Regions from separate parts of the Homo sapiens genome. Here region 2 is linked to region 1. A link is an interaction called in ENCODE POLR2A ChIA-PET data of the cell type or tissue named here. Cell type or tissue: GM12878. All regions are shown on one strand. Each heading gives the region's core, and the rest is flanking DNA. Links, peaks and the distances in the headings are about the cores only. Region 1 overlaps CREB5 (cAMP responsive element binding protein 5). Region 2 overlaps CREB5 (cAMP responsive element binding protein 5).

What was found. ChIA-PET counts read pairs that join two places held together with the same protein. Peaks named below come from ENCODE experiments on the same cell type or tissue, not always from the same donor. Only the 100,000 strongest peaks of a DNase experiment are listed, where the experiment ranks them.
Region 2: POLR2A ChIA-PET joins it to region 1 with 5 read pairs; 4 of 35 experiments call an interaction of 5 or more read pairs at or near these places.

The regions. Positions count from the first base shown.
Region 1 is chr7:28,518,863-28,529,030 of GRCh38, forward strand. The region is part of intron 4 of CREB5 (cAMP responsive element binding protein 5); the gene reads left to right. Among named protein-coding and RNA genes, the nearest start is that of CREB5, 110 kb to the left of the region's middle. RefSeq lists an enhancer at 5,062-5,111. In GM12878, for the core only: no CTCF peak of the experiment used is centred there; DNase peaks (open chromatin) are centred at 4,839 and 5,129; H3K27ac peaks cover 291 bases.
Region 2 is chr7:28,416,024-28,426,191 of GRCh38, forward strand. All of the region lies in intron 1 of CREB5 (cAMP responsive element binding protein 5), which reads left to right. Among named protein-coding and RNA genes, the nearest start is that of CREB5, 8.6 kb to the left of the region's middle. In GM12878, for the core only: no CTCF peak of the experiment used is centred there; no DNase peak of the experiment used is centred there.

The sequences.
Region 1 (10,168 bases), core at 2,474-7,473:
ATTCCATCGCTCTCTAAAAGTCACACATGACTTTATTTTCTCACTGGTAAAATGGGCCTTTTGACAACTTTGAAGTTCTAAACACAGGAAGTTAGAATACATCAAGATCTGAAGAATTGACATTAAAACTGGTTCCTAGGTAGGGGTTGTTAGATTCATACATCACTAGAGCATCTCACTTTGAACATTCTTTCTGATGTTGACTACAAGAAGTGTCCAAAAAGCGAGCAGGAAACAGGAATCCAAACTCCACGTTCACAGAGACAATTACACCGTTGTGACATTGCTGCCTGGAAGAGGCGTCTTTTTCCTGCATGTCAGCAGTAAGGAAATAATTCCTTGATCCAGATCTCTGCTAGATTTTTTTCTTTATTTGTATTACAACAATACATGTGTATATGTTTTAGGCACATGTATTACAACATACATGTGTATATGTTTTAGGCAAAGTTGGGAATTCAGACTTTGGGAACAATTTCATGCCAATTTCTGGGAAGTTCTGGCAGACATTCTGATTATACCTAAATTGCTTATAATGTTCAATCCAACACCAGCTTTAACAGATAATTGCTATCAAAGTATAACTACCTGCTGCCCTTTGATTTTGAAGATGGCGTCACTGATTTACCCATAAGCTGGAGGTGAACTTAGAGTTGATTTACCCTTGGTGGTAATGGGTTTGCACAAATCTAAACACACGTGCCCTCCCATAGACTTCCTTGCAACCAGAGGCACATATTGTAAGACAGCTGGCCAGGGCCAGGGGTGCAGTCTGTGATGGTGGGAGAGAGGCACTACTTTGACCTCATTAAAGTAGTCCTTCTAATTGAATGCGACAGTCATAGACCACAACTGCTCAGTGCTGCACTTATACAATGTACTGGTGTATTTCGCAGGAAAAACATCTGTTAATAACACTGACGGAATATTCCCAGCATTATTTTCTCTTCTATTTTACATTTTGCTCTTCTTAAATTTGATTGCTTTTTGGCAAAATCTCAGGATGCCAAACAAACATAACCAAATCACGTAACAGTGGTTTGTTGTTATAAAAAAGCATTGAGAGCTCACATATGTGCATTAAACCAAACTGAAAATGGACAAGAACTCATAAAGAAGGACATGTGTGTCTCTGATTTTTGCACATGAGTTGGTGTTAGAAGGGAAAATAGGAATGGTGCTTTGGTGTGTGCTAGGAATGGCTTGAAAGGAACTGATCCACTAAAATACTTTGTTTAGTTGCATCGTGGTATGGGTTCAGCTCATCCGCCTGGATTACTGGCTTTTCATCAAAGGCTAAGTAGGTACTACTTCAATAGAGCCGTGTTCCTTCAGTATGAACTAGCTGACTCAGGTCAGTTTTTAAACATCAGTTTATAACTTGCTATGCTCACACACTTATGCCAACTTCCTCCTTCGTAGTTGTCTCCGCATCCTCCTGCCTCAGGCTTTTGGGAGGCCTCTTCCCTTTCACATTTGTCACTGAGACCATTTGACATATTAGCCAGTTGGGGCATGAGGTCCAAACAAGAATTACTCATATTTGCATTCTCCTTTCCTATCCGTGGAAAAGAAGAGACCAAGTCTGATTTCTGAAGTGATCCCCACTTCCTGCAACTCCCTGGCAGAGGTAACTTGCTCCTAGGGCCAAATCCCCTTCCCAACGGCTGTTTGGTGATTCTGTGTCACTGGGCTGACTGTAAAATCAGGCATATCCTTTTAATTACCTGTTCATATTTCAGCAATGCCGAGCTCTGTGGCACAGAGAGAGGGGATAAACCTTCATTGTAAAGGATTTTTAGAAAGACTATCTCTGAGATAAGAGTTCTAAATCTTGGCAGTCTCTTCAGAGCACACACTTTGTGATTGCACACAAATTCTTGGCTCCCCAGAGCCGTGTTGTAAATGGAGCACAGTGTACAGGGTTGGGTAATAAGATACTGCAGATACATTTTAGAGCAAGGTGCACTTTTGCTTTATTTATGAAGATAGACAGGCTGGTTGAGGGCTTAATCACAGCTGATAAATCATTTTAAGAAAGCCTATTAGAACCATATGCTGATTTTTTTGCATTAATATAGTGTGTCTGTTTCCAGTCTAATAAGACAGGGTTTTTTTCTCCTGTGCTCTGGGTCTCTCCAGTGTAGACTATTTATCTGTTTAAGTGGTATCACTTGTGTGGGGGCAGTCTCTCCTTAAGAGGTACCATTAATAAAGGCAAAAGAAAAGGGGGAGGCAAAAATGAGCCAAGGCACCCATTGCACAGTGCATGTGTGTGTGTGGGCATGCAAGTGTGCCTGTGCACGTGTGTATAAGTGTGTGTGTGTGTTTATGGTATTACAAAGGAAAGAGTAAAAAAGCTGAGAACAGGAAACATCTCAATTAGAGTTTCGGAAGGCCGTGGATTGGTCTTCACTTGGCATAAGGTAGTCATTTCAGCCCAGGTGGTTATAATACTGTAGGAAAAGATTATCTGAAGTTGGAAGAGGGTGTGCACTGACATTTTGGTTACCTCACTTCTCCCCAGGCTCGCGGAGGTCTGCCCCAAGAACAGGTCCCAAGGCTCTTTAATGAGAGCCACATTGGAGCTCCGACTCTGAGCCAAGCTCTGTTTATCACTAATTGCAGGGGTGCCTTGCAGATCTTTTCTATTATTTCCTGATTATACCCCTGCTCTTTTTATTATCTTGCCAAAATTCAAACAGTAATAATTGCATGATTTATTGTTTATTTATAACCCTTCTACTGCTTCAATCCCTGTATTTAATAGATTTTAAAACAGCAAATAGCTCTTACTAACCTTCTACAGGGAAGTCATGTATATGCCAATCTTACTTGGCATTCTTCAAACCACTTCCATGGTACTTCTGCACAATACGGTGTCTCTGACCAGATACAGAAGGGCTGTTTTTAAGTGCACAGAGAGTTTGTGTGCCAGGAGAATGTGTTAGGAAAGGATATTAATTTATCCTATAGGATTACGTTGAGTTATGTTAATATGACTTCTAGTCTTTCCAACTCACACTTTCCAAGAGAGAGATAAATGAAAAGCCTGTTTTATACACATTTAGACATAGTGGGGAAATATAACATCACATTATTAAAATTGAGATTATAAACTAGTAATAATAAAATTCACCATCATTCCTTGGGCTCCTACTATTTGTCAGGTGCCGTTCTAGAAGTTTTGTTTATATTATCCCCGTTCATCATAGCAATCCTAGAAGATAGATGTTTTTGCCCCCATTTTACACAATGAGAAGTTAAAGCTTAAGAGTTTAAATAATTTGCTGAAAGTCATGAAGCTAGTAAGTTGCAGATTGAGTATATAGGACTGTCTGCTGGGAAATTAGTGTGTTTCCCGCTACTTCAGATGCTTCTTCCTGTCTTTCGTTGTGTGCATATGCATTTTAATATAATTTACTTGAAAAAATGTCCGGTGGAAGCTTTTGCAGAACATCAAGCCATGCTTGACCTTGACAAACACATGAAAATATCTTGACTGCACTGACTATATCCTGCTCTTTGTTTTTTTTTTTTTTTTTTTTTCTGAGGTGGAGTCTCACTCCGTCGCCCAGCCTGGAGTGCAATGGCACAATCTCTGCTGACCACAACCTCCGCCTCCCAGGTTCAAGCAATCCTCTTGCCTCAGCCTCCCAAGTAGCTGGGATTATAGGCATGTGCCACCATGCCCGGCTAATTTTTTTGTATTTTTAGTAGAGATGGGGTGTCACCATGTCGGCCAGGCTGGTCTCGAACTCCTGACCTCAAGTGATCCGCCTGCCTCAGCCTCCCAAAGTGCTGGGATTACAGGTGTGAGGCCACCGTGCCTGGCTATACCTTGTCTTTTAAAAGTCCTTCGTAAGGCTTCTGTTGAGCTTCGTCTTAGCTCTGGATTTGCCCACATTCTGCAGATGTGGCTAGAGACAGCGTGGCTGGCCCTGAAACCTAGCAATGAAAGGTAGCTTGCTCTTTCTTCGTAATGCACTTTTCAATGCCACCAAAGGCATGTAACCCACCACGACTGCTCTGCTCACCAAGATGCGTAATTCCAGTTCCCAACCAAGCATGGGAATCCTCTCATCTCCAGAGTTCTGTGAGAGACATCCACTCGCTGTGAGGTGTTTTGTTCTGTGCCTGGTTGTACAGACTGCCACCATCCTAGAGTAAAATGAACATTTGGTGAGTGAAGAGGTATTTGGAACCTATATTAGATTCTAAAAGACCAATGTCTGCTTGAATGACTGCCTTGAGGAAAGCACGCTTGGGTGAGCACTGCCCTGGGTCTCTTAGGGCATAACCTTGGGATTCAGGGAGTTGCTATGCCATCACTTTTGGGTGTCATAGGAGTTTTGGCAGTGGGATAAAGATTAATTACTGGTATATAAGCCGTGCTATGTATTAATTTGTTTAAATGTTGGCTCTTAAAGGAAACTGCCACACACCCTCCCTATACCTATGCCCAGCTTCTACCACTGGGAATACTCCCATTATGTTCTCCCAATTCAATCGAAAAACGTTTATTGAGGTCTTAATGTGTCCCAGGTGCTGTGCTAGTTGGGTCAGGAGCCAAGGCTACATTCTATTAGAGGAACTGCTAGTGATATAAAGGAAAGTTTGGCTTTTTTGATGGGTCCTAAACTCTTCTGGGATCGTGTGTACAGTAGAAACAGCATTGGTGGTGGCTACTCAGTTTAGCTGGGTATTCTTCATGCTCTGACCCCAACTTAATTTTCCAGTTTTCTTTCTCATTTGTCTCTCATGTCTTTTCTGCTCAGGAAAATGAAATAAGCCATCCTCCCTGAAACTGCTCTGTGGCTTCACCACCTTGCTGTGCTTGCCCATGCAGTTATTTCCTCTTGCAAGGTCTTCTTCCCTCATCTTTGACCGAATCTAATCCACGCATGAAAGCTCATGTCAGCTGCCACCTCCATGAAGCCTTCTCTGATCTCCCCTCACCTGATGCAATCTTGATCTTTCCTGAATTCCTGCAGTGCTTTTTCAGCACTGCTTATGGCACACCTCACCTCCTACCTTGTGTTTTGATATTTGCTGAAACTGCCTCCTGGGACTGTGAGCCATGTTATCACAGGGCTCTGCCTGTCTCCACCTGTCATTCTCAGCACCATTGCCTTACACGTGGAAGGAGCTCTGTGAAGAATTACTGGAATGAGTGAATGAATGAACATGTAATAGTGAATGAATGTCCTCACTGAACAAGATTACATCACTTGGTTTATCTGAGACAAGGAAGACTGAAGTGCTTTCTACCTCTGAAGTAAGATGTCTCTTAGACAGCTTTAGTATACACTTCCTTTTAAAGAAATTTGCTGGCTGGGTGCAGTGGCTCATGCCTGTGAGCTCAGCATTTCGGGAGTCAAAGATGGGCAGATCACTTGAGGTCAGAAGTTCAAGACTAGCCTGGCCAACATGGTGAAACCTCGCCTCTACTAAACACACACACACACACACACACACACACACACACACACACACACGGCAGATGTGGTGGCACACATCTAATCCCACCTAATCAGGAGGCTGAGGCAGGAGAATTGCTTGAACCTGGAAGTGAGCTGCAGTGAGCCGAGATCGTGTCACTGCACTCCAGCCCGGGTGACAGAGCGAGACTCTGTCTCAAAGAAAGAATGAAAAATTTGCCAATTCATGAAAGAGCTAGAATTATTGAGGATAAAAATACCTAATAACATAGTTATTGGTTAATAGCCATGCTGTGTAGAGAATCTTGAATTGAAAGCAAGAAGAATTTTAATTAGAAATGCTTCTATTCATTCAACCGTTTTTGTGAGTTTTAATTTTTCTTTTTATCTATTTAATTTTCTAATTGATACATCATATTTGTACACACTTATGTGATAGATGTGTTATTTTGATACATGCATAGAATATGTAGTGATCAAGTAGGGTTATTTAGGCTATTACCTTAAACATTTACCATTTCTTTGGAGAACATTTCAAATCTTCCAACTATTTTGAAATATACAATATATTGTTGTTAACTATAGTTACCATACTGTGCTATTAAACAGTAGAACTTATTTCTTCTATCCAACTGTGTGATTGTGCCCATTACCAACCCCTCTTCATTCCCCGAACCCCACCCCCGACCCTTCCCAGCTTCTGGTAACCATCATTCTACTCTCTACCTTCATGAGATAAACATTTTAGGCATCACAAGTGAGTGAGAACACATGATATTTATCTCTCTGTGCCTGGCTTATTTCATTTAACGTAACGACCTTCAGTTCCATCCATGTTGCTGTAAATGACAGGATTTCTTTTTTAGGGCCCAGTAGTATTCCATTGTGTATATATACCACATTTTCTTTATGCACTTATTTATTGATAGAATATTTGATTGATTCCATATCTTGGCTATTGTGAATAGTGCTGCAATAAATGTGGAAGAGCAGGTATCCCTTTGATAAACTAGTTTTATTTCCTTTGGATAAATACTCAGTAGTGAGATTGCTGGATCCTATGGTAATTATATATTTAGTTTTTTTGAGAAATCTCCATTCTGTCCTCCATAGTGGCTATGCTAGCTTACATTCCCACCAACAGTGTGTAAGAATTCTCTTTCTTCCACATCCTCACCAGCATTTATTATTATTATTATTATTTATAATAGCCATCCTAACTGAAGTAAGATGATATCTCATTGTGGTTTTGATTTGCGTTACCCTGATGATTAGTGATGGTGAGCATTTTGAAAAAAAATGTATCTGTTGGACACTTGTATGTCTTCTCATTGGCATGCAGTAAGGTACCACTCAGACCACAGGCACTTATAATAAGGTGTGACAAATATTTTGTACCATAAATATAATAGACATAAGCTAAAGATTTCCTAATCCAGTAGTGTGTGTGTATGTGTGTGTGTCTGTGTGTGTATGATGGGGAGAGTGGTAGATATCAATGGCAGGTCTTAGTTAACTAACCTAACACTCTAAGCCTCAGTCTTCTCATCTGTAAAATGGCAATAATAATTACTTAGCTCACAGGATGATGTGGTGATAAATGAAACCTCATATATAAAGTACTGTAGCTTGTATTCAGGGGTTCTCGATAATTCTAATTCTCTTTCCCTTCACTGGATGTATATCCAAGAATCAGAGACTGCTGAGATTTCAGCGCCAAATCTGGGATGGGAAATTAGGCAAATACTCTACACTCATAATGTTCCCTGGATTTTAGGTGGTGGTTGTGACTCAGAAATCCCTTTCATCACTGCAGTGAGCCCAGAGACTAAAACCTTCCAAAAGCCTTAGTCAAAACTCAGAGGTGGGTTAGTGTCTATGATCCATACTGAGCAGGAAATAATCTTTCTGTTGTTACAGGTGATTATTATATAAATCAAAAGTCCAAGGGCTTCCCCAAAGTTTTGCTTTACAACCTAGGCAATGCAGTATGCCCAGTATTTATTTTTAGGAAGGTTTGGCAGATGTTAGGTAGGCTGACTTCCAGGTCAGAAAAAAATGTTCAGAGCAATATAATAGAAGTCCCCGTGGGACAAATTGAAGTGAAACGTTATCATCTTTGGAACACATTCACCTATTCATCAGTTACTTAGCCTCTAAACTGTGGATCCTGCTTATACCATCTTACTTTGCCTTCTTTGGTGGCATTTAAGTAACTTCCTGGAAAGACGTGCTTCTTGCTGTGTCTGGCTGTTTAGGGTTACCAGAGTTTTGGTTACTACAGAACATTGTTGGGAAAGAAAAATAAATCCTTGCTTTGGGAAGATTTACCATCAAAGCAGAGTCCATGGTTTAGGCAAACTCGAACTGCCTGGAAAAAGCAGGCTGTGCAGCCACATGGACTGGCCACGCTGAGAAGCCGAAAGGCCGACTGTGCACAAAAGAGGTGCTGCCTGCCTGGTGATCCTGTCCTCCTGGGATAGGGGTCTGTGCACAGGCCCCAAACAGCTTGGAGCACAGGCACTGAATGGTATAATCATTCATTCCTGTTTTCTTTCTTTGTCAGAAATGTCACAGACCCAGGGAGGTCCTCTATCCTGTACTCATGGTATCTAATTCATCCATCTTTTATTAATCCTGTGACAGCAGGTGCTGGACACCTGGACACATACTCTACACCCCTTATGAAGAGTGAAATATTAAACCAAGGGTGGGTGGCAGAACCTTGACTTTTCCATTGTGTATCTGAGGAGGACAACTCATCAGGGAATTGGAGCTGAGACATGACATACACCCTTTAGTGAAAACCTGGTTAGTTGCAGTGAGCCATGCCTTAGCAGGCTTTTCCAACATCCAAGAAGTAGTTTGGGTCTATCATAACCACCATGACTATCACTCCTTCCTAAGCAAAAGCTGAAAGACCAACTCTTTGCCCAGTAAGAACCCATCCTGCTTTTCTTGTTGTTACTGAAGCTGAATATTCCAAGATCAGTGCCATACAACTGCTTTTATCTCAGTGCTTACCAAATGCCTTCTTTGGAACAGTACTCCTGAGAAACTTGCTGCATTGGAATTACCAATGTGACCTGGGACTGTGCTACAAATACAAATTCTGAAGCCCTATTCTGGACCAATTCACTCTGTCCAGCCTGTGGCAAGTTCCCAGATGATGCTGATGCTGCTGGTCTGGGACCACACTTTGAAGACCACTGGTCTAAAAATTCTCTTGACAGCCAGGTGCAGTGGTTCTTGCCTGTAATCCCAGTGCTGTGAGAGGCTCATGTAGGAGGATCACTTGAGGACAGGTGTTCAAGACCAACCTGGGCAATATGGTGAGACATCATCACTACAAAAAAGTTTTTAAAAAATTAGCCAGGCATGGTGGTGCATGCCTGTATTCCTAGCCATTCAGGAGGCTGAGACAGGAGGGTCTCAGCCCAGGAGTTTGAGGTTGCAGTAAGCTTTGATTGCATCATTGCACTCCAGCCTGCGTGACAGAGAGAGATCCTGTCTCAAAAAAATTCTCTTGTGAAATATACTTATTGTTTGTTTCATATTATTCCTTTCTTGAAGCCAGGATCTTGTGGAACCTACTTTGCACCACTGTAATGGAAAGAGCTTGAGCTATCCATACCTACTGGCTACGTGGCCTTACCAAGTCATTTAACTTTTTCTGAGCCGCCATGTTTATCTACCTTGCAAAGTTATAGTGAGGTTTGGGCACAATTACATGTGCGGGTCCAGCAAATTGCCTTGCACATAGAATATACTTACTAAATGGAAAGCATGTTTTGTTTAGTTCAGGCCAGAGCTATGCTGACATTTGCTGCACCCACACTTTCTTGGGATGTACTGACACTTCAAGACACTTTGAATGTACAGTCCAAAGATTTCTTGAAACTTGGGGCCCATCGCTTCTACCTGTGTGCAAGTGAGCAGATCTTCCTGACATAGGCTATCACTGAGTCGGCATTAATTGCTCTGTAATTGTCAAGGGGAATATTTCATGATGAAAGGATAGTGTTTGAAGATGCTGTGACATCCTGAATGCTTAATATTTCAATTCTCAATTATGTGAAAGCAGTTTGTAAACTTCAGTGTGCTATACAAATGAGTATGTGCTGGGTGCAGTGGCTCACGCCTGTAATCCCAACACTTTGGGAGGCTGAGGCGGGAGGATCAGCTGAGGTTGGGAGTTGGAGACCAGCCTGACCAACATGGAGAAACCCTGTCTCTACTAAAAACACAAAATTAGCCAAGTGTGGTGGCACATGCCTGTAATCCCAGCTACTCGGGAGGCTGAGGCAGGAGAATCACTTGAACCCAGGAGGTGGAGGTTGCAGTGAGCCGAGATCGCGCCATTGCACTCCAGCCTGGGCAACAAGAGCGAAACTCCATCTCAAAAAAAAAAAAAAAAAAAAAAAAGAGCGTGATTATAATTGTTATTACCTTAACCAATGTTTTAGGTTAAAAAAAAAAAAGGCTTGCCAATGCAGAATAGGTGTGTTTCTCACTTTTAAAGAAGAATATGATATTTATTTCCCTTCTTTGGCCATACTCTGAACATTATCTCAGAATCTCTCTGGTGGCTTCCACAACTTCCGGGATATCCTAACCTTGTTGCTTTAAGGCTGGACCTTGGAGAGGTCATGAGAGGGTAGAACATCAATTGACTTTGCAATGATTCCTCATAACCAAGGAGACACACCAGTCCTTCTGAGGCAACA
Region 2 (10,168 bases), core at 939-5,938, 100 kb before region 1:
ACACAGAGGGCTCTAGAGCACCACACATTTGATTTAAGATGATATTTAGTCTGTGCTGTATTTAAGATGGGGAATAACAATGTCTAAATAGAAATCCTGAATGCACCTACTGCATGTGTTGTTTGGCCTCACCCACAGGTTTCCTCTCCAGCTGTTTGCATGCGATTTTATATCAGAATTCAGGTCTCTTTTTATTCTTTTATTACACTGAGGAGCTCCTGTGTTGCAGGCATGATTTCTCCAATAGAACACATTTCAGCCAGTTTTATGCAGTCCTCTCTCTGTTGGCTTCCTAAGGGGGAAAAATACATGCAACAACAACAACAACAAAATTTTTGTTTTTGTTTGAATTAGCTGACTATTAGAAGAAATACATGTAATCTCTATTTGCCAGATCTGGTAGGACCATTTCACTTTATCAAAACAAGATCTTCTCCTTTAAGTAAGTTGGCTTCTGACTGGCCAGGTATTAATTCATGCATCAGACAGTAGAAGGCATTGGGATAAAGTCCGTTTCCACCAGGGTATCTAGCTATGGTGTGGTGCACCATCATGAAGGGTCTGATTTGCCTCACTGCAATGACAACATTGTGCAGAAAAACACTGACTCCTAGGAGGAGAAACAATATTATAGGCTCAAGCTTCTAAAATCATATCAGGGAATGATCCTGTGTCGAAGGTGACTGTCAGAACGCTGGGGGCCTCCAGGGTCATTTTCTAAACTACAGCATGACAAAATGTTCTCTTTGTCTATTCTCTGCATTTTCCTTCAGGTAGTGTTTCCCTAGATTCATTCTTTAACATCCATTTCAACTACTCTGCCTTGATGAATAATCCTGCAGTAACAAGTCACAAATGTGTACACAGCAGAGCAGAGATATTTTTCCATAAGGAAAATAGATTTTTATATCAAATCTTAGAAGAAACAATTAGCAAAACAAAAGGGGGGAAGAAGAGTTGAAATTAGATTGATGGCATAACAAGCTCTGTCCATTCGTGGCTCTGCAACAATGAGCAGCCTGAGACTGGAGGAGGGACGCAATTCCCAGAGAGCTGCCTTGAGCTTATTGTGCTTCTCTGCCTCAGTTTCTTCATTTGTGATGAGAATGTCGGGCTCACCCAGCACTGTCCGGTAGTGAGAGCTGCAAATGTGAGCTGCACATTTCATTTTAAACGTTTTAGTAGCCACATTAAAAAGGTTAAAAAGAAACAGGTGAAGTCATTTTAATAACACTTTGATTTAACCTGATATATCCAAAATATTATCATTTAAACATATAATCCATATAAAAATGTTAATGTACTACTTTACATTCTCTCTTTCTCTCTCTTTTTTTTTTTTTGGTACTAAATCTTTGAAATCCAGTGTGTATTTCACAACTACAACATATCTCAATTTGGACTAGCCACATTTCAAGTGCTCAATATCCACGTGTGGTCGGTGACTATGGTATCAGACAACACAGGGTAAATCAGTGGTTTATGATCCTGGCAGCCCAGTAGTACCACCTGTGGAACTTATTAAAAAACACTGATACCCTTCCACTCTGACATTCTGATTTAATTGGTTTGGGGTGAAGGCCTGAGCCTCTGTATATTTTAAAAGCTCCACAAGTGTTTCCAATGTGTAGCAGAGGTTGAGAACCACGGTTCTAACTGATCTCTAAGGAATCTTCTACTCTAATATTCTATGATTCTATTTCAGGAAAGGGATTGCAGTAAAGCGTTCATTCAGAGTTCAAGGGCAGCAAGCAGTTGTTACAAGCATGCTGCACCCTGCAACACATATTTAAGAAAATATAACTGATAAAGATTAAAATTTACAGAATGAATAACTTAGACAATAATTCTTTGCACCACAAATGGGCTCTGTTTTGTGTAACTTTCAAACGTGGGTGTTTTAAATGGTCTGCTTCACTAGAAATCTTAATTTAGGATTTGATTTACATGTAACCTCGTAGAAACCCTCTGTTTCGGAAAAGGTCAGGATTCTCACATTTCAGTTACAGTATTTTGCCAGCTTACTCTTTTGCCCCAGATACTTGCCTTTAGTTGTTTGGGGAGGGAAATTTTTACTCCAGTTGAGACATCTGGATCCCCCAGAATTTTCTTCCTTCCAAGCTTTTAACAAACTTGTGTTATTGCCTAGACCAGATTTTCTCATGTCAAGATGTTAGTTATAACCTCCTAGACTTAAGGTATTCATTTTTATTTGTCACCTTTTAAAATATTAGAAGAATCAATGTTTTTCAATGCACATCAGAATGCTTTATTTTAATATACCTGTTTTTTATAATACACCAGTCTGTGCATTCACTAAAGGATGCAAAAAGTATAAAATAAAAAATAATTTCCAAACTCCTCACGCACCTTCTTGTGAAGTCTACAGACAGAATTGTTTGTGGAGGGGAGGAGAGACCTTGGTGTCAGCCTCTTGTGACTTCATGCTGCAGAGAGCCTCTGCATCCCCAAATTCATGAGTCATTTCACTCTGACCCTCTCTCTCCTTATCCCCTGCAGAGCCATCTATGTCCAAATACATGTCTATTCAACCATATCGCCTTTAAAGCATGACTATAAACTAGTTTTAAATATAAAATTACATGTTTTTCTACATTTTGTGGTGATATTTGTGTTTTCTGTAATGTCATTCATTGGAAGAATGTTAGCTTTCATTTATTAACACATATCTCTAATCCCCATTTTATAGATGGGAAAACTAAGAGATTGCCAAGGCTAGGCATCCTGCTCATTGATTAGATGGGTGGTCGGTATGAGAAAAGAGCTCACATTTATTAGTGCCATGTATTCCAGATATTCCAGATAGAAGCACTGCTTTGGGTTGCTTCCAGGTAGGGATTTTCCAATTGCTTGTACTATTGCGCTTGTCTTTGTATTTATAAATAACATTCTTTCGGGTGCTTTCCCATGCATTATTTGCAGTTAAATGGTTTCCTTGCTAATACCTCTTACTTTCCAGCTTCAGGCTACATGTAGCTGGATTGATTAGTAAATACATAAGGATATATTAACTTCTTAACATGGAATCTGTTTTAAAAGTTGCATGGAGACATCTGTTGCAAACCTGTGTGTTTGGTAGTATCCAGGGAAACTTTCTCTCAGGCTACTTTGTGATTGACTGTTAAAAGTATTGTGTGGAGAGACAATGAGATTAATGATGTAAGTTACTCATCTGTTTTGGGGATTGAAGGCAAAGGTCTGTACAGATTCATTTGTTGAGCAAGATAGACTCTAGCCCTACCTCCTAAATTATCTTTTATAAAACACTTTAGCCCTTGTCGTGCCAATGTACTGTCTTCACACTTGGTCTGGAGCCATCTGTGTTTAAGTATTTGGTTTTTGTTTTCTCCTAACAATGGTGATACGTTGGCTTGGCCATTTGCAGTCTCTGTCTGCATTTCTGTGTCTTTGATGGGTGAGCTGTTGATTAATAGTGCAATTTTCGACCAGTGCCAGGGGGCGATTATTTTGGATTCTTTCCTCCAAGCATCATGCTAAATTTAAAGCAATTTTAATATTCATACATATACATGCTTATGGTGTTTATGCTTATATGAAAATAAATATGTATATAAATAAAAACCTGGGCCAGTGAGGACCAGAATGTTAGTAGGGCATACACTTGCAAATGTGCTTATCATTTTTTTTAGGATGCCCATGGACACATTGTAACTCCTATTGGCCAAATATCTATTTGTAACATTGATTCAGATACATATTGTTGATTAAAAGATATTGTGAGATTAAAAAAATTGAAACCATATTTAAGACACTCCTTTTTTCTGAGAAGGCCTGTCTAAGCACACATTGTTTACAATTTTGTCTTCCAGTTTTGCAAAATCGGATGACTAACAACCACCATTCTCAGGGTTGTGCTGTGTTGACGTCATCAAAGATGAGGGTGCAGTGTTTTGGCACCATGAAGCAGCATGTAATTTGAAATTGTACTTTTTGCTAAACACCAATGCTGATCTCCAAACCATTCAAACACTAAAAAACCAAAACAAAACAGTAATGTCTGCTGATTGGATGGAGGCAGCATGGGCAAAGTACAATTTTTTTTTTTTTTTCATATGCTTTGGAAGCACTTACAAAAATCAGGGAGAAAAAGAGTACATATAATTACTTGACATGCCCTTTGGAAGGGACATTCTTAAGACAGACAGGTTGAGTCTTTAACCTAAAGTTCATTTTTATCCTTTCCAGGAAATGTGCTTTCTTTCTTTTTTCCCTTTTTTAAGCACAAACGTGGTTGTATCTTTAAAAGGAAGGCTTAAGAGTAAATCATGTGGCTGCTTTATCTTTATTTAACATTTAGAAGATATTTTAGGAGATCTATTTAGAAAGTCTTATATTCCTTCACATAGTTGTAGTTATTTAATGCTTGTTTAAAAACATAGGGGGTTCTGGAGATTGGTTGCACAACAGTGTGAATATACTTAGCACTACTGAACTGTATACTTAAAAATGGTTAAGGTGAGGCCGGGCATGGTGGCTCATGCCTGTAATCCCAGCACTTTGGGAGGCCAAGGCAGGAGGATCACTTGAGGTCAGGAGTTCAAGACCAGCCTGGCCAATATGGTGAAACCCCTTCTCTACTAAAAATACAAAAAATTAGCCGGGCATGGTGGCACACACCTGTAGTCCCAGCTACTCGGGAGGCTGGGACAGGAGTATCGCTTGAAGGCAGGAGGCAGAGTTTGCAGTGAGCTGAGATCGCACCATTGCACTCTAGCCTGTGCTTTGCAGCAAGACTCCATCTCAAAAAAAAAAAAAAAAAAAAAAGGTTAGGGTGGCAAGTTTTATGTTATATATATTTTACCACAGTTATAAGAAATGGGGAAAAAGTTTGCTTGTACCCATTCCCCAGATGGGGGAAAATAGAGTGTACAGACCATTTGTTTCAAGTTAGATGCATCCACTTTAATTTTTTTTTAATTTGCATTCACTTATTTTTATTTCAATAGCTTTAGGGGTACAAGTGGTTTTGGTTACATAGATGAATTATGTAGCAGTGAAGTCTGGGCTTTTAGTGCATCTGTCACTGGAATACTGTACATTGCACCCACTAGGTGATTCCTATTCCTCCCCCTTTCCCAACTTTCTCCCTTCTGAGTCTCCAATGTCCATTATACCACTCTGTCTGCCTTTACATACCCCATAGCATAGCTTCCACTTATAAATGAGAACATCCAGAAATTTGGTTTTCCATTTCTGAGTTACTTCACCTAGGATAATGGCCTCAGTTCCATCCAAGGTGCTACAAAAACATGATTTCATTCTTTTTTATGGCTGAGTAGTATTTCATGGTATACATATACCACATTTAAAAAATGTTTTATTTCCATAGGTTTTGGGGGAGCAGGTGGTATTTGGTTATGTAAGTAAGTTCTTTAATGGTGATTTGTGAGATTTTGGGGATGCATCCACTTTACTGTCATAATGGGAAGGTCAAAAATCTAAACAGGACTTTTGCACTTTGGGATAATGTAGACAGACGACATTGGTATGTGTGTGATGTGATTTTGACACATAGGAGAATCCAGGGTAGCTAAAAGCTAGGCACGTAACACTGCATGCCTCTTTTCTGGCTTGGATCTGGGTGAGCCCTGTGTGTAGAAAGCTGTATCATTCCATTTGAAAATGCATTTGACCTTATTTGAGCAGTTTTTAAGAAATTTACTTGATAGCCTTTAGCACCATATATATATACATACACACACACTATATATATATATACCATATATATATATATACACACACCATATATATAGTGTGCATATATATATACACACACACACACTCTCTCTCTCTATATATACCATATATATGGTATATATATAAAATACCATATATATAGAGAGAGTGTGTATGTGTGTGTATGTGTATATATATATATACTCAACTGAGATCAACGAAAAAGTCAGGCAAGAAGCCTTGTAGTTTATGTCAGGGAATGTAAACCCACACTTCACAGTAACACTGACCAATGAGAAGTTGCTTTGCGGGGGACAACCTGGGAGTTGAAAATTTTGGAGACAGATCACAGGGGGAATGGTGGAGGAAATTAGAGATATTTGACTCAGAAAGGAGGAGGCCCAGGCTTGTGCATAATATCAAGGAACATTCTGTGGACAAGAGGATACTATTTCTGACTTATTCTCTGTGCTTCGGGGAAAAACAGAGAAAATTGCAGGAAGGAGATGGTTTGCTGTGTGGAGAGATGGAGTGTGCTGTGTTTGCTCTTTTGGCTCCAAAGAGGGAAGAATTTTGGAACAAGTAGACCTATACATCAATGGAAAGGACTGTCTCAGAAATTAGTGACCTCCCTGGCATGGGGTGTCAGAATTATTATAGGAAGAGTTTCTAGAAGCAGTAAGAAGGAGGGCTGGACCAGTTGCTCCTGGCTTTTTTTGGATTATGAACACTTTAAACAATTAGGTAAAAGCTATGAGCCAGTTTTCATAAAAATAACATATAGGCAAATATTCATGAGAAGGTTCATGGACCCAGAAGCCATGGACTCCAGAATGAAAAAATGTCTGGGCTCAATAATGATGCTTAACAATGCTATGGTTATATGGACACATAAACTTAAAATTGCTGCGGTTGAATGAATATGATCAGTTTCATGTGGTTCATCCTACATGTGTTGGTGCATACATTACATGTATTAAGCTGTGAAAGTAACCAGAGCTAATGAACTTCCGGTGAAGTGTATAATCCGGAATGGAAATTCACATTCATTGGATTCTCATTTATGTTTCTCTATGAGAGTAACTGCCTGTTTGCCCAATAGCCCATACCTAGACAACCACTGATTAATAACACCTTACATTGTTTAGGAGTTTCAAAGTAATTTAATAGAAATTATCTTATTAGGGTGATATAACAACTCAGTGAAATATGAAGGATAGATATTATCCTTCCCATTTTAGTGGATGCAGAAACTAAGAATCCCAGGGCTTAAGTGGTATGTGCAGTCCCAGCTAAAGTAAGTGCCAGACATATAACTGGAATTCAGGTATCCTTCCCTCCCTTCTTCCTTTTCTCCTGCTTCTCTTTGTCCATCCTCTCTGCCTCCATGCTAGCCACATACACTTATGGAACCAAGTGTGCTCTTTGTTACTAAGAAGCAGCAACAACCACAAATAAACCAAGCAACTCCTTTCCAACACAAATATCAGCACCCTGTCTGAGCCTAAATTCCTTTCCTTCCTTCATCCCTTCCTTCATTAAATATTAACTGAGCATCTATTATGTGCTGGGTACCAGGGATACATGATCAAAATCAGACACAGTCCCACTCCTCATAGAACTTGTACCAGGTAAGTCACTGCAATTTAGTGTTTCAGGAGGAGGGTGAGGGGGTGCAAGCCTGGAGACAGAAAACCCAGTTAGGGGCTATTGTGGTTATCCAGACAAGAGATGATGGGGGCTTGAGTTATGATGGTGCCAGATTCAAAAGCCATGTAAGAGGCAAGAGCAGTATGACTTGGGGATTGATTAACTGGAAGATGAGGGGTCCAGAGAGTGGGGAAGATGGAGTCAGGATAAGCCTGACCCAGTAAGAAAGTCTGGGTCATCCTTTGTGGTGCTGAATTGGGGGATGGTGAATTGGGGGATGGATTCTGGCCCAGTGCCCACAGGCTTGTGTCTGCATCCTGAGAACAGAAAATGGCTGTGAACAAAAATGCCAAGAGCAACTGTAACTGAAAGGTACAGTGCATTATTGGGTTCCGTGGCAGTACAGCTTTGGTAACTTCTCCCAGAGAGTGGCTCCACAGGGAGAAAGGCACCCCCTCCTCCCAGGGCGACCACATCTCTGGCACTCAGTGGGTCTAGGGCATGGCCAGGAGTGTTAGCTTCCTGAGGCTGCTGTAGCAAAGTAGCACAAACTCGGGGGCTTAAACAACAGACACTTATTCTCTCACAGTTCTGGAGGCTGCGAGTCAGAAATCTAGGTATTGGCAGGGTTGGTTCCTTCCCAGGGCCTGTGAGGAAGAATCTGTTCCAGGCCTCCCTCCTTCTTCTGTCTTCTCTGTGACTTCACATGGTCTTCCCTTCGCATATCTGTCTCCAAGTTCCTCTTTTCATAAGGATGTCAGTCATATTACATGAGAGCCCACACTAATGACCTCATTTTAACTTAATTACCTCTACAAATACTTTATCTTCAAAGAAAGTCCCTTTCTGAGGTACTGGGAGTTTGGACTCCAACATATCTCCTTTCAGGAAAACACAATTCAAACCACTACAGCAGGTGTGTCCAGCAAGAAGGCAGCACCCAGGTCAGGTAATAATGGGACTCTAGGAGAACAAGCAGATTGGGAGTGATATGTTTTCTAATCAGACTTTTTTTAGCACATGCTGAAAATAAACCTCAGATAGATCCCTGGAAAAACCTGGAACAAGTCTTCGGAGATGGGGATCCATATGTTAATTACCAACTATGGACATAGCCAGCAAAACACAGCAAAACAAGCCTACTCTTAAAAATAGATACATACATGTTGCACTGACTGACAAATTTTTGCTAATGTAGGCATTACCCTTGGTTTGGCCTTGAATTTGTCACCAGGATTTGTAAAAGAGCAACGCTGAAAGGTTAACACCAACTTTTAACCATGAGAAGAAAGAATTAAATACAACTATAGTTTGCCACTCTGGCAGCCTTAACAATTATTGTTTTGATGTGCTAACATTTACTGACAAGGACAAAAATCACCCATTCCCATAAACACACACACACTAAGCTAAGTATAAATGTTTCAGTGTGGGAAGGAAAAAAATTCTGATTTTCTGGTTGTTGATGGATAATTTATGTCTATGTGCTTCCTTTGCTTTGCACAATGAAAAGACAAAATTCTGCATTTTAGAAACACATCATAATAAAAAGACAACTCAGTTTAAAATGGGCAAAGATCCGACTAGACAGTTCTTAAAAAAATTTTTATTTTAGGCTCATGGGTACATGTGTGGGTTTGTTAGATAGGTAAATTCAATGTCTTGGGGGTTTGTTGTACAGATTGTTTTGTCACAGAAAATTTTTAAAAGAAAATATACAAATGGCCAGTAAGCACATGAAAATATGTCCAACATCACTACCTATCAGGGTTACTTGTAATGGCCAAAAATGTGGAAATAACTCAAAGCCCATCAACTGTTGAGTAGATAAGCAAAATATGGTGCATCCATATATTGAAAAATTACTTGGTTGTAAAAAAAAAACTACTGAAATATACTATAACATGAATGAACCTTGAAAACATGCTCAGAAAAGGAATCCAGCCATAAAGGACCATATATTATATAATTCCATACATAGGAAATGTCCAGAATAGGCAAATCCGTAGAGACAGAAGGTAGATTCATGATTGCCTAGGACTGGGGGTGGGGTGGGGAGTTCAGGGGTGACCATTGAAGAGTATGTAATTTCTTTTGGGGGTGATGAAAATGTTCTAAAATTATAGTGATGGTTGCACAAATCTGAATATTCTAATGTCATTAGATTGCATGCTTTAAGTGAGTGAATTGTATGGTATGTGAATTAGGTCTCAATAAAGCTGTTAAGAAAAGATAACACATCATGGAAGAAAACATGGGCTGCTAAATTCAGTTAGAATACATGCCAAATAGGGCATGTTGATCCAACAGCTTCTCTGCATATTTGGGATGAGTAGCTGTTGATAGGGCATTTCAGACCTCAGTCTTACAGCATTTATCATATGTATCTCCAGCTTGCACCTCTCTCCTTGGCAATGGCCTTCACTGCACCTTTGACATTTTCCAACTGCGCCTTTGACATTTTCCTCTAGATGGACTGCTGCTTTTCCTTAATTTTCAAATTGTTCAAACACAAACTCATCCTTATACCAGTTCTTCTCCTGACACACCCATTTCAGTGAGGGCCACCACTGTCCTCTGGGCCCCCAGATTGAGGCTTCATGCCCTTCACTGACTTGGCCCTTTTCTTTGGTAGTCTTGAACATATCATTGCCACATCTTCTGGACTCTGCCTTAGCAGTGTCCTTGTCCTGTCTCCTTCTAACCCGATTCCCCCTATTAACTGAGAATTAAGGGGAGCAGAATTATTTATTGAGTCTTTAGTGAGACTCCTCTCTTGCTCTACTATGTCAACCTTCAT